2 separate regions of the Homo sapiens genome follow, and region 2 is linked to region 1. Evidence: chromatin loops called from intact Hi-C (ENCODE). Cell type or tissue: pancreas. All regions are shown on one strand.

What was found. Hi-C counts contacts between places; a loop is a spot of excess contacts. Peaks named below come from ENCODE experiments on the same cell type or tissue, not always from the same donor. Only the 100,000 strongest peaks of a DNase experiment are listed, where the experiment ranks them.
Region 2: a loop joins it to region 1, with 4 times the contacts of the local background. A loop is called at or near these places in 57 of 110 quality-filtered maps.

Annotation. Positions count from the first base shown.
Region 1 is chr6:116,551,599-116,559,598 of GRCh38, reverse strand. It overlaps CALHM4 (calcium homeostasis modulator family member 4), which reads right to left and starts at 5,848. Exons shown (of 2, transcript NM_001366078.2): 1 at 5,248-5,848; 2 at 1-1,774. The coding sequence starts at 5,805. The coding sequence ends at 1,388. In pancreas, no CTCF peak of the experiment used is centred here; no DNase peak of the experiment used is centred here; H3K27me3 peaks cover 1,119 bases.
Region 2 is chr6:116,284,603-116,292,602 of GRCh38, reverse strand. It overlaps a transcript of DSE not described here. Among named protein-coding and RNA genes, the nearest start is that of TSPYL1, 8.7 kb to the right of the region's middle. In pancreas, a CTCF peak has its summit at 4,729 (motif pointing left); no DNase peak of the experiment used is centred here.

The DNA of each region.
Region 1 (8,000 bases):
GACAGTTCTCCTGTCCCAGCAAAGAGCTACAATATGCAGTCTCTTATTGAAGGACAAAACAAAACCTGAAAACATTTTGATTTCTTAAAAATTCATTTTCTGCTTCTTCCTATTAAGTTCAAGGACCCAGAACTTTATAGAAAATAAAACCTTCCATAATTGTGTAAAAGTAGATTACCAAGTAATTGATTGCATTTTAGATAGTATAGTCAAGTTCCTTGGTCTCCTTGAAAGTGAATCTTGAAAATTGGATTGACTATTGGCAGTTGGTCCACTGTCCAGTAAGCATTGTTTTGACTGAAGAAATAAATAGACAGAATGCCCTCAGACAACTTATTTTTGCTAATGAGCAAGTTGCTTCAGTGAACGTAGCAAAAATCAGGCACGAGTCACTATATATCACAGAAATAATCTAGATAAATTAGAAAATTGTCCAGATACTGTAGGCTGCATTTAGTAAAGCCAGGCAGAGCAACACCAAGCAGGAATTATCCTCTTTTGTAGTTACAGATAATGGATATACAAGTACAGACTGCAGTTTTGGTTTCACAAATGGATTTTGAGTGCAAAGGTGCAATTTGGTAATGAAAAGGTACAAATGGTATCTCTGGAGTAGAGCACAGTGGAGAAGCTTTCTAGAAGAAACTTTATATGTAGTGGCCATAAAAATGCTCCTAGTATGGAGGTGCTACAAATAACATGATACTAATAATGATAAATAATATATCATTGTCCCCAGGTTATAGTACAGTAACTCAAGAGCTTCCTGCATGGGCTTCTCCCTCACATGTTACTGGATTAGAAAGAGGTTTCTGTCCTGCTTCCCAAAAGGTCAGATATTTAGGTCTGAAGAAAGAGGGGGAGGCTGTGAAAAGTTCTGGACATTATATAAAGGTAGAAACTGATAAAACCAGAAAATAGAGGCAGGGAAAATGGTGAATAGAAGACATGGAATGCAAAAGAGAAAGAGAGAAAGTAACATTCATTAGCATCTATTTTTATGAAAGACACTGTGCTAAACACTTTGTATTATCATGTTTAATTCTCATAATAGCTCTAGGAGGTAGCTACAATGTGCAGATGACAAAATGGCACTCAGAAATATTAATTTTCACACAGCTACTAAGTAACAGAACTAAGATGCAAATTTCCATGTGACTTCACATTCCACTCTAGGCATTACCAGACCATTGGCAAAATTTCAAAATGAGAGATTGGCACAATTATCTAATAGATTGATTTTAGAAATAATATTTGAGATGGACTTACGTAAACAAATATCAGAGAGAAAGAAAAAGATGAAGAGATTACATTGAAATGGCCTGATCATAAAAGCCATAAAAGCCAAGTATCTGCTAAGCAACCTGACTCATGAAAGGTGCTGTAATCAAGGTTTTAATTCAATACCTCTTGATCTGTCTTCCTCATTATCCTCATCCACCCTATTTCCAAGGAAGCTATAGTGACCTTGCAAGTCATCACCCATGCATAAAAGAGTGGGTACTGAAATATCTTTCCAGTCCTGACAAGAAGGAATGCGGATGTGTTTGACGTCTTCACTCCCGGGAATGAAGCCAAATAGCTTCTTTATGCGATGCATCATGAGGAGCCGAGAGTGCTGCTCTGCTGCTTGTTCAAAGAGTTCTCTCTCATTCTGGAGGTGGCTGGTCCAGTAGCAATGTTGCAGAGAGGTGAGGGGAGAGCAGCACTTTGCCACACAGCAGGAGACTAAGGCAGCAATGGTTGCCAAGGTGATCAAAATCCAACCCAGCATCTTCACATCATTATTAAAAAGAAAAACAGGAAGTATCAATGCATCAAATATTCAAGCAACAGCCATGGGAGGGGGGATTCCTACAAACCTAAGAACTAAAATATGGACATAAAATTTGCTTTTCCCATCTTTAGTATATCAACAACGTGCTAATGATATGATTTGGAAATAGGTCTGATGGAGGGCATAGGCCCAGCCATTTCAACTTCGTTTTTGAGTTACAAAGAAATTTGACCAGTTAACTTGGAATGGATTCTAAGTACTGTCCTTGAAGTGACAGATGCTATAACCCACCAATTAACCTTACATATGATACATACCTTTCTTTGCTTTTAGTTCAACCTTACTTCTCAACTATCAGTTATAGGCCTATGCATTCTTTGGGTGTTTAATAAGTATTTGATAATGATGGTGATGAAAATGATATGATACATAATAATAGTAACCTTCTAAGGCATTTTCAATGATGTACCAACAGGTGTTCACTGATATTTTTTCCTGAATTGCACTTTCCTCTTATCTTTTGCAGCTAAAAAGCAAGTCAGTGAAGAGACTCATGTTTCTAAATGTATTATAAATAGCATAGTTGGCTGGGTGTGGTGGCTCATACTTGTAATCTCAGTACTTTGGGAGGTCAGGCAGGCGGATCACTTGAGGCCAGGAGTTTGAGAATAGCCTGGCCAACATGGTGAAACCCTATTTCTACTAAAAATACAAAAATTAGTCGGGCATGGTGGCACATGCCTGTAATTCTAGCTACTCGGGAGGCTGAGGCACGAGAACTTCTTGAACCCAGAAGGCAGAAGTTGCGCTGAACCCAGATCATGCCATAATAATGCTCAGGTGACAGAGAGAGACTCCATCTCAAAAAAAAAAAAAAAAAAAGATTAAAAATAAATGAATAGCATAGTCACTGTGCCATGTAGTAACATATTGTTTTCCTTTTCATTTCCCTTGTCCTCAAATAATCATTTGCTGACCAGTCTCATTATGTGTCTTTGAAACATACTTTAAAAGGAAAATGAACTAGTTTTTGAGACTATTTAGTGTCGGCTTTTAAAGATTGAATCAAATGGCTGTTTTCTATTCTTAGAATCCTTTTTTTCTTTTCATTTTACTGTTTTCAATATTTTGCACTTCTTATGTAAAGTGAGAGAGGTAAGTTCCACATATTTAGGGACGCTAGCAGTATGCAGCCACAGCTTGGGTAGTGAAGGCCTCTTCTGCATCTTGTGATTTACCAACAGGCCTGAAGTTTCCAGTGTGTGCACAGTGGGATAGTTGTACTCTACGGAGGCTAAAACCTACAAAGTGGTATTTATTACCATTTAACTAAACAGAGGCCAGCATGGCGGAGGAAAAGCCATCTCAGATGCCCATTAACCTATAAACAATCATTTACTGAGCTCCAGGTTGACCTTCCCCCATGTGTAATACATGTGCTTGGTTATGGGGAACTCAGATGTGAATAATTAAAGATGCATTCATTTTCTCTATAATTTTTAAGCCTAAAAAAGGAGACAAATGAGCAATCCAAGAAATATGGTACAATGGGATAGTTTTTGATATGAGTAATCAGAGCACCCGAGGAAGCACAATGGAATGAACTCACTTAAGGGAAAGGATTATCAGGGAATACTTCCCAGAGGAGATAATGCAAAAGCCTAAATTATTAAAAAGAAGTTCATCAAATGCAAGAAGGTAAAGAGAGTTCTAAGAAGGTAAAGGAAAATAGCATGAATAGTTGGCAGAACCTCAACACATTTGGACTCACATGCTCATAGGAGTCATGTAAAAGTGGTCAAGGGCCAGATGTTGAAGCCTTGCATGTTATGCCAAGAAAGTGGGTTTGTTCTTAGGCTAGTAGAAAATCACTGAAGGGCTTTATATGCAGTAGGGAAGGGATCTCATCATTCAATTTGCACTTAGAAAGATATTTTTGGCATATATCTAGAAGGCAGATTGACATGGAGTGAAGTTAATGTGAGGAAGATATTTTAGAATAGGGCATGGGCAAAGAAAAGATTTGAATTCAAGGTGATTTTGTGGTCAATTCACAAAAATCTAACTGAAAAATAATGTATATTCTTGAAATGTGACTGAGACAGTCACAGAAGATGGCCTAGTGAAATGGAAATAGCATGATCTTGGGATATCTTGATCCAGTTTATTAGCCCTGAATTATACAAGTTACATAAACTTTTTGAGCTTTGATTTACTTATCTGTAAAATGGGGTAGTAATATCAGTCTCTCAATATTATCAGGACTAAATTAAGATATGAAATATTTATACAGTATGTGATAAGTACATCAATAAATGTAAGCTTTGTTGTCACAAAACCAAACAATCTACTGGCAATGGTACTCAGAACTGTAAAACTGTCTTTTCACAGAAATCTGTGTATGCGTTTAATAACACATTTTGTTTTGACTTTAAGAAAATCTTACCAATGTGTGTTACATTTTAGCTTTTCTTAAGCAAGAAAATTATTTTAAGTTATAATTTTTCTATTGATTTTTTGAATTTTCACATATTTTTACATAGCTCCTCTGAGCATTAGGGCTAGTATTAAAAAAGTTAAGACAGAGCATATCTAATGGTATTTCTAACTTTTTAAAAACTGGGCCATATTGCAATAACTTGATATTCTGTGTCTTGATAGTAGCTTTTCCCAACGAAATAACTTTAGCATTTCTGAAATGTAATAACTCTAAGGTTACCAGTCAAAAAATATGCACGCCTTTGCAATAAGTAGTTTTAAAAAGCCATGTTTTTACTATATGATGATGATTTCAAAATGTGTTTTTTCCTCAGATCCCTTGGAGAAATTGATGACAGCAGTGTCACTCTTTCTACTGACAAAATGCACAATAGCACTTTTAAAATTCAACCTATAAATGTAGTAGGGTTCAGGCTTTCTTCCCACCCCACCTCACTTTCTGACATAAACCTATCCATAGACACCAAATTTAGAATCATAACTGGAGTTATTTTTCATCATAATTAAGCTTCTTATAATTTTAGATGAGATAGTAATATATAAGAATGCATATTTAAGAATATATATATACAGAAAATGGGATTTACTAATATAGCAATAATAATATTCATAACATCTAAAATCTATTGTTCTTAATATAGATTCTAGAAATCATATTAAACACTCCAGATATATTGGTAATGTATTCCCCACAGCAGCCCCATGTGGTAGGTGCCATGAATATCCCCATTTTACTCAAGGTTTTGCAGGTTAATAAGTGGCAAAGCAAGACTAAAACTCAGTTCTGCTGACTCCAAAGCCCAACATCCTAACTATATATATTTGCTCAGTAGAACTCACTTTGATGAACAGCATCTAGTATTGTGTTCTATAATCAGAGAATATAAGAAGCAGTAGGAATCTGAAATGTTTCCATTGACTGTAGTTCTATAGGATAACATAGCAGAGGGAAAAAAATTCTAAAAACTTACCTGTGACTGGTATCTGTGCAGAAGAGCTATTTCATCTCTTACTAGGATCACGTCAGAAGGAGCTGATCTGCAACATGGAAACCCAGCCAGGATCTCTTCTCGTTTGCTGGCACTGACATTATCAAACATTGGGTAATGGTCCACAGATGCAAATTCACTTGCTGCACATTCATAATACGTGCCTGTCAGCAGGGTCACCGCCAGCCAAGTTAAAGGAGCAATAACTGCCCTCCCAGTGATGCTGAAGAACCTAAGGCAAGCCAGCTTGCACTCTAGGGGGCTGATTCTCCTGTATGGAGGGGCACAGCTGCAGCAGTATTCACCGGTAATTGTCCACATTTGGCTTCTCAGAGCAAAGCCAGCAACGAGAAGGATCAAGGCAGGAATGACAAGAAAAGCAGAACCATAATAGAAATTTTTTCCAACCTGACAAGGACAGCTGAATGTAGAAGAGGAGAAGAGTTGTTGCCCACCAATAGTCAAGGCTGCAATTAAAGAATTGATAAATATTCCATTTCTCTGCAGAGAAGACACAATATTGTTGAGAGTTGGGCACATCTTGGGAAGCTGTTACACAAATCAGCTTGTGGCCCTTTCTGATCATTAGACTCCACCAGCTATAACCATTTTATGGGATCTTACTGGTTTAACTGGTTGTGTCAAGTGATCCAACATCCTTACATGTTTAAAGGATTCTAGCATCTTTCCTTGTGTACTTTGAAAACCCTGAGCTCAGATTGATTACAGCTGAAAGAAATTGAGGGAGAGCTCCTTTAGGTATGAGTGAAGGGGGGAGTTTCTTTTTTTTAACTATAATAAAAGGAGGGTGGCTTGCTTAGAAAGCAGACTGCCTCCATCTTTCTATGTGCTGCTTTGTATGACACAAAATGCTGAGCACCAGCAAATAGAGCATTGAAAGCAAAACAGAGACATTCTTAACCTTGTACTAGACTAGAATCTCGTCACCATAAAATTATAATAAAATGAATAATGGAAATTATTAAATACTAGAGCAATCCAAAATTTAGGGCTGGCTGGAATGTTCCTAAGGGTTCTGCTAGAAGAGCTCAAAAGATTTCCCCAAGGAAAGAACAAGGCTAGATGCCCCTAAAGCCAAATCACAACAAAATATTCTAACTTTGCATAAAAATTTTAAATCTGCTTGCATTGACAGAATATTGCTATATGCTGCTTAAAAATTTAAGTTGCAGATTTGTTTATATGTATCTTTTTGTTATATGAAAATGTGATATTTGTTTTGTTGTTGTTGTTGTTTTTGAGACGGAGTCTCGCTCTGTCGCCCAGGCTGGAGTGCAGTGGCGCGATCTCGGCTCACTGCAAGCTCCGCCTCCCGGGTTCACGCCATTCTCCTGCCTCAGCCTCGTGAGTAGCTGGGACTACAGGCGCCCGCCACCACGCCTGGCTAATTTTTTGTATTTTTAGTAGAGACAGGGTTTCACCGTGTAAGCCAAGATGGTCTCGATCTCCTGACCTTGTGATCCGCCCGCCTCGGCCTCCCAAAATGCTGGGATTACAGGTGTGAGACACCTCGCCCGGCCGATATTTGGTTTTTAATAAAGTTATATATCTATAAACAAAAAGTAAGATGTTTTCTGTGTGTATTTAACCAGTAAATATTTATTATAGAATTTCTATATAAAGGGCACTGAACTAGGCTTGACTGGGTTTATAAAAAGTGAATATGATATACATTTTCTCTTCTCAAATAAACTTTTAACTGGACATGGTTAAATACATAATTAGTGAAAGGAAATGTAGTACTGAGAAATTCACCCAAAATGCAGTACAGACAAAGAAATAAAATAATTATTTTTGAAAACAGTTAAGCAACTACACAATCTGTCTAGTAGGAGTTCTGGAAGAAAAAAGGAAGGAATAGACAGGCAATATTTGAAGAAGAAATAACTGAGAACTTTGCAGAATCAAAGAAAAGTTCTTATATCTGAAGAATGTTGGTAATTCTGAGCAATATAAAGAAAAATAAACGCACAACTAAACACAGAATAAAACTGCAGAATGTGAAAAAATAGATATTCTTTAAAACTACCAGAAAGAAAAAAACAGATAATCTACAAAAGAACGGCAATGACTGACAGCAGACTTCTCATCAATAACAATAAAGACCAGAAGATATTATCTTCAGAGTGCTTAGTACCAGCCAAACTATCATTCAAGATAGAGCAAAATAAAGACACATCAAGGCTAAGGGAATTTACCATCCACAGAACCTCATTAGGAGGATTACTAAAGGATATATTACAGCAAAAAGGAAAATGAGCCCCAAGGAAAGACACAGGAGCAAAAAATAATGATGGGCACAAGTATAATCTTTTAAAAGTCCATTCAATTCAGAAATAACTAATTTTTATTTCAAAATATACAACTAAAGCTATATATTATTATAATAAGATGTCACTACATATCTACTAAAATGTCTAAAATAAAGACTAGCCATACCAAATGTTGGCAAGGAGGCAGAGCAACTGAAATTCTCATACACTGATGGTGGGAATGTGAAATGGAGTAACCACTTTGGAAAATTGTTATTTTATTTAAAAGGTAGCCATACATCTGCCATATAACATAAGCGTGTGTCTCCTAGTTACCTACACAAGAGAAATGAAAGCACATGTCCACATGAAAACTTGCACATGAATGTCCATAGCAACCCTATTTAGAATAGCCAAAAGCTGGAAACAACCCAAATGTTCATCAACAAAGGAATGAATCAA
Region 2 (8,000 bases), 270 kb after region 1:
TACAAACATTCTTCCCTCAACCCTGCATCTCCTTGAACTTGTCATCCAGTCTTTCCCCTTTTCTATACTGACAATTATGAAAGAACTGGCCTCACACACTATCTATATGTTCATTTATCATTCATTTTTTCAACTCTGCAATTTTTCTGTCTTGCTACTTTTCTGAAATTGCTCTCACTAAAGACACCCATGCTGTATAGCTGCCGCCCAATTCGGAAACTTTTCTTCCCAGTCTTCATCTCACTCAATATGGCTGCATCCCTTGAACCTTAGCTTCCTGAAGTCCATTCTTCCCTTGCATACTGAAACAACACTCTTCTGGTTCTTTCCCTACCTCTAATGGCTATTTCTCAGTTTCCTCTACTTGTGCCACCTCATCTGTTTCTTTCACGTCAGTGTTCCTCAGAGCTCTATTTTTGGCCTTCCTTTCTTCTTCCTCTACTTGTCTTCCTGGTGTTCTCGTCCACTCTGATGATGTCAACTATCACCTAAACACTCAAGATTTCCAAGTCTAACTGTAAACCCCACTCTTCTCCTGCTCTACAAATACCCAAATCTATCTGATCTACAAATACCCAACATCTCCCTAGAGTCACATGAAACTCTCCTTGTCTGTAGCTGAACTGTTGATCTCTCCTCCCACTACAACCCGATCTTCTTCCTGTATTCCATAACTCAATCACATTTCCACCCATCCTTGTTACCCAAACTAAACAAATCAGTCTTCCTTAACTTCTTGTCTACTTTCATATCTAGTTTTTCAATTGGTTCTACAATTTATCTGACATATTCTGTTGTCAGTTACTACATTCCTAAAGATATCCTCATCTACCCTTGCCTGCATTTTTATAATACTTCACAACTGATATCCCAGCCTTTAATCATATAACCTTCACATCATTTTCCATATGGCAATTAATATTATTTTCTGACACTGTCCATGTCAATCCCCTGTTTAAAAGCCTCCAATATCCTCTAATACCCATAGGATTAACAAATATGTATATATATAATTATATTTAATATATCATAAACATATAATAATGTATAATAAAAAGCCTTTAACTATCAGATTCCATTTTACCTAACCATCACCCCCAACTAATCTCCCTATCTTTCAGTCATTTCCTCAAGCTGGCTGGACTTCTACTTGTATTTGAGTCTTTGTTCAGGGTATTTTAGTCAACCTGGAATTTTCACCCCCTCTCTCTTATTATAATTTTATTTTTCTTATTAGGACTCATCTCAAAATTATCACCTCTGAATTCTTACCAAGCTCTCTTATCAATATAGGAATACAAATTTCCTATTCTGTGCACCCAAAGCCCTTTGTCCACATCTCTCTTGCTGGAACAACACTCTCCTAGTATTATAATTATTGGTATCATCTGGTATTATAATTGTTTGTTTCATCTGGTATTATAATTATGTGTTTCTGTGTCTATCTTCTCCACAACACTGTGGTCCCTAATGAACAAAGTCCATGACTTTCAGATTTTTGTATGCCATCCCACAACTCTTGTGTCCTGCATAAACCTCAACAAATGTTTTGAATTTAGAGAGTTTGGAAAGAACAGACGAAGTGGTCTGGTCTCAAGTCTACGCCTCCAATCTTCTGTGCTACAGATGACATTGCAGAGCACAGTGGTGGCCAGAAAATTGAGCAAACTTAGAATGGGTGCTTTGTTTACTTTTTTGCATTCATAATGCAGTTCTAGGATCAGCATTCAATCAACAATTTCACTGAGGTTGGCTGGAAAAAGTTTCTCCCTTTGGGAGAGAAGTTAGCAGTTAAGAGGATTCCTTTCTGCTTTTGGAATTAGGGAAATATTTCCAATTATGAGAGACCACAAATGGGTAGATGATATACTAAGTGGGAAGGATGCAGATTGTCTCTTCTCAGGATGAGTTTTAAGGAATTATTTCCAAATAAGACTTCATGTATTTCCTGATAACAAACCTTGATTTTCAATAATTGCTCCTGAGTGTAGAACAGTACAAATTAATAAAATATTTATTTGCTAGAGCTCTTATATCCTTGAATTAATTAATCAGCAAGTGAAATCTCTGAACCCCAAGTCTGAGAATCTAGAAATACTGTTAATTTAGAAATATCAGCAGTAGCAGGAGATATTACTTTTAAAATGTGCCCCACATTTAGTAAATGCTTCCCCTGAGGGCACTTAACTCCTAAAAACCATATGTCCTGTTTAGATTAATATATTATAATTAAAGTTTCCATGGCTGTTTAAGCTAGCCATCAGTGTGGAATCATTCAATCAATGCAGCCAACACTGCCTAAGAATCTTCTAGGTGCTAGGCACTAATGATACAGATCCAAGAAAACGAAGTTATTAGAAAATAGGTGGCAGTAACCCTTGAGTTCCCCGGTTACTGTCAAAGATTTCAAGAAATCAGAAAAGCAACATGGCATAGTACAAAGAGCTTTGAAGCCAATAAACTGGGTTTATATCCATACTCCATTACTTATTAGTCATGTAACTTTAGGCAAGTCACCTGATATCTCTGGGATTTCTTAATCTTCACAACAGGGTGAATACTACCTATGTAATGGAGGGGTGAGGCAATTAAATAATATATGAAAAGCATTTAACACAGTATCTATTATGTAGTAAATATTCAATAAATATAAATATTTCTATTTATGATGATGAATGAAATATGGTATTTTTCAAATCAACCTGTCACATTTTTAAAACAGATGTGCATAGAATGGCTTGCTTACAAACCCAGTGAAGTTATAATATAGTCTCAGAGCCAAAGAACTCACAAGGCAGAGTTCTCAGCTAATGGATGAAGTGTTATGACAACCAAAGTATTAAGCTGGATACCATAATATGAACTTTTCATATTGAATCAATTTGTATGTGGAAAGTAGTAAATGACCTTGATGAATTTTGTTTTAAAACAAGAGGGCTGGTTTTCTTTACTTTTTATTATTTTTATTTTTTTTATCATGAAGGTCTAGTTGTTCTGAAAAGGTTCTTTGACCCTAGGACTATATTTCCATTTAAAAAAGAAATTTCTGATATTTTTGTATGATACATGAGCTCTGGAGTTTTAAATGAATGGCAACTAACAAAATGTTTAAAGGGTTTTAGCTGCAGATCTAAATACTACCTAAAAAATACACAGAAATATTTCCTTTGCATGAAATTGCTTAATCTTAGGATATTGAGATGCTTTCACATATAACAGTCATGTTTATTAAATGGCTTGACTGTGAATTTTTGGTATAGTAACAAACAAATCACTATGATTCATAGTGACTTTAAAAAATCTATGCAAGTATTTTCATTGTTTCATGTACATTATTTTTAAATTTTCTTTTAAATTATTATACCTTACCATTTTACCTTACTAAAAATACAGTAGGGGTTTGTCCCACCAAGTACACATTTTATTGGTTATTTAAATAACTAATTTAATTACACATATTTTTCAACTAACACTTCCTGAATTTGACCCATTTAGCTTCATTCCTCTCTCTGAAGGGTAATGGCTCAGATTTTTGTAACTTATTTTAAATATGTAAGTTTTATAGTGAAGCAACATAATATTTGGATTATCCTTTTTATGTTATGTGAGCCAGTGGATAAGTACTTCTACTTATATACTCCCAATTATAAACACACAAAATTTTTGCTCAAAAATGCTGCTAGTATGAATTTCAAAAGGTGTTTTTTTCCCTTAAGACTCTTATAAAATGTGTGCCTGCTACCTCTGTGGTATGGCATTTTAGTTCCAGCAACTACACCTTTTTCCACCACTTGAAGATGCTGTATGTCTAGAATAATGTTGTCCAACAAACTTCTTGCCATGATGAAATGTTGCATGAGATCCAATATAGCAGCCACTAGTCAGATGTTGCTAATAAGTACTTGAAATGTAATTAGTGTGACTGATGAACTGAATTTTTTACTTTACTTCATTTTAATTAATTTAAATCAAAATAGACACATATGGCTAGTGCCTATAGTATTGGACAGTGCAGGTCTTGAATGCATGTTGAAATAGCTGGAGCAGTGGACAAGTATGGTTACTATGTCCTCACGCCCCACTTCTTTCTCAAGCTATTCAATGCTCACCCATAGCAGAATATAAGTCAAGGCTCATTTCTTCCACTGACCACTCTAATCCACAGGGATTATATTCTTCTCTGAAATTCTATATAGTTAGCTGTGTACAGGAAATTGAAAATTTAGTGCCAGATTATACCTTGCACAATAGTCTAACTTTAATATGCCTAAGTTTTAGCATAATACAAATAATATTACCATCTTCTATTCATTGAAAGCTTATAGTACACTTTATATATATCTTATTTCATTTTCATAATAGGCTTGTGAAATATGTATTATAATCTCCATTTTACCTATGAGGAAATTGTGGCTCAGAAAGATGACTAGCTCCAGTCAAACAGCTAGTGAGTAGGAGAGCTGTAACTTGAAATCAGATTCATGACTGCGTAGGGACTTTGTAGGCAGGCTCCTATGAGATACGTAAACAATTTGAGTATTGGAGCCATCATAATAAACCTAAACTTGTCTGAGAAAAATACATTGTAACAATTACAGCTTAGTGGGAATAAAAGTTTGTGATTCAATTTAAATAAAAAAGTATTTAATTTATAGTGAAAGACCATCCCATAGTTCTTCCATCAGAGACTAGATACATCACTTTCTTAAAGACCAGTTGCTCCCTCTAGTGAGCATCAATAGGAATGACATGCCTAGCAGTATTTAAAAGTGACAATCTCAGCAGGAGCTGCACCTTCCTTAAGGATGTCTTGGAAGTTTGTAGATGTGAATTTTAGTAATTACAAAAAATGAGAGTTGCTACTTTTATTAGGTGGTGTCATGGATGCTAGATATCATACTATCCAAGGGAAGTCTCCCTCAACAAAAAATGCTCTCCTTCCCAGAGGGAAAACCTATTTATATTTATCTGAGCCTCGAATTTAACATTTTACATATAAACACTAAACATGTTTACACTGATTTAATGTGCAATAAACTTTCCAGGAAGGAAATTATGGTATTTCATCTAATTTGAGACATCAATTGTAAAACAAAGTATTATTTAAGTATCACCAAGAAAGGAAGACAAGGAGAAAAAACACTGCCAATTAAACTATGACATGATGCATTCTTATACATAATTATTTTATGTTTTTAAAAAGAACTCTTTTAGGCTTTAGACAGAAATAAAATATCATACTTGGAAATAAATGAAAGGAAAGGGAAAAGCAAAATAAATTGTTAAGGTATTCATAAAACTTCATATTCACAAAATTTACTGAAAGTTTGGCTCAGAGGTGTCAATATCCATATTTTTTTCCAAGCAATACTATCCTCTCTGCTATCAAGTGTTTTGATGATGCAATATTTCCTAGAACAGTGCTCAACTCTTCTGTCTAGAAGAGTTTTAATTCAAGCCAGGCATAAATTATTGTAAGTTTTGATGTCAGTACTTTTTTGAGTCTTTCAAAGAGATTAATGGAAAGTTTTAAGGCAACAAACAGCACATATTCTTTCTTCAGATGATCTTTAGTTTGTCCAGAAATTGGTAACAATAACCGGATACACACATGCTCAGGCAGTGATGATGGTAATGATGCAATGACTGACACATGGCTGACAGTGCTTGTAAGACACATCCTGATTTAAGAAATGTGAAATGTATTTCCTATAATGGAAGAAATACAGTAACATGTACCAAGGGGAGCTTTTCCTTTTTCTTTTATAGAACTTAACAAAGATTGGGTCACCATTTCAGAAAACCTCATCACCATGGTATTTGAATCACAGGTAAAACATACCCATATCAGTCTCCATCCATGGTGATTATATCAACAAGTATAACTTTCTAATCACTTTGCTATTTCTTACAGTGTAGGCAATGTTAATGTCCTTACATATCAAAATAGACAATATTATAAATTACTTTTATTTCTCTTTTATGATGTGATTATATTGATGTTTTTCTATTTACCTGTGTAGGCAGGTTATATTATCTATAAATTTCATTTAAGGAAAGTAAAGACTCTTTTAGAAGATATCTGTTATAAAAAGATGGCATTCAGTCTGATAGAGTTGAGAAAATACTGAATTTGGGGATCATCAATAACTGCTTCTCCTCTGAAAAGAAAGAAAATAATTGGGTACTTTCCTTACAAATATTATATTAATATGCTTGTGGATAGGGGAAAGAGGGAAGAGAGAAGAAAATTGTGTATCAAGTTAACATCAATGATGGTTACACATTTTAAGAAAGTGAGTTCACCTTCCATTCACAATTGCTTCAAAGAGAATAAAATACCTAGGAATCCAGCTTACAAGGGATGTGAAGGACCTCTTCAAGGAGAACTACAAACCACTGCTCAACGAAATAAAAGAGGACACAAACAAATGGAAGAACATTCCATGCTCATGGATAGAAAGAATCAATATCCTGAAAATGGCCATACTGCCCAAGGTAATTTATAGATTCAATGCTATCCCCATCAAGCTACCAATGACTTTCTTCACAGAATTGGATAAAACTCCTCTAAAGTTCATATGGAACCAAAAAAGAGCCCGCATTGCCAAGACAATCCTAAGCAAAAAGAACAAAGCTGGAGGCATCACACTACCTGACTTCAAACTATACTACAAGGCTACAGTAACCAAAACAGCATGGTACTGGTACCAAAACAGAGATATAGACCAATGGAACAGAACAGAGCCCTCAGAAATAATACCACACATCTACAACCATCTGATCTTTGACAAAGCTGAGAAAAACAAGAAATGGGAAAAGGATTCCCTATTGAATAACTGGTGTTGGGAAAACTGGCTAGCCATATGTAGAAAGCTGAAATTGGATCCCTTCCTTACACCGCATACAAAAATTAATTCAAGATGGATTAAAGACTTAAATGTTAGACCTAAAACCACAAAAACCCTAGAAGAAAACCTAGGCAATACCATTCAGGACATAGGCATGGGCAAGGATTTCATGACTAAAACACCAAAAGCAATGGCAACAAAAGCCAAAACTGACAAATGGGATCTAATTAAACTAAAGAACTTCTACACAGCAAAAGAAACTACCATCAGAGTGAATAGGCAACCTACAGAATGGGAGAAAATTTTTACAATCTACCCATCTGACAAAGGGCTAGTATCCAGAATCTACAAAGAACTTAAACAAATTTACAAGAAAAAATCAAACAACCCCATCAAAAAGTGGGCGAGGGATATGAACAGTCACTTCTCAAAAGAAGACATTTATACAGCCTACAGACACATGAAAAAATGCTCATCATCACTGGCCATCAGAGAAATGCAAATCAAAACCACAATGAGATACCATCTCATACCAGTTAGAATGGCGATCATTAAAAAGTCAGCAAACAACAGGTGCTGGAGACGATGTGGAGAAATAGGAACACTTTTACACTGTTGGTGGGACTCTAAAGTAGTTCAACCATTGTGGAAGTCAGTGTGGCGAGTCCTCAGGGATCTAGAACTAGAAATACCATTTGACCCAGCCATCCCATTACTGGGTATATACCCAAAGGATTATAAATCATGCTGCTATAAAGACACATGCACATGTATGTTTATTGCGGCATTATTCACAATAGCAAAGACTTGGAACCAACCCAAATGTCCATCAATGATAGACTGGATTAAGTAAACGTGGCACATATACACCATGGAATACTGTGCAGCCATAAAAAAGGATGAGGTCATGTCCTTTGTAGTGACATGGATGAAGCTGGAAATCATCATTCTGAGCAAACTATTGCAAGGACAGAAAACCAAACACTGCATATTATCACTCATAGGTGGGAATTGAACAATGAGAACACTTGGACACAGGGTGGGGAACATCACACACCGGGGCCTATCATGAGGTTGGGGGAGGGGGGAGGGGGGAGGGATAGCATTAGGAGATATACCTAATGTGTAAATGACGAGTTAATGGGTGCA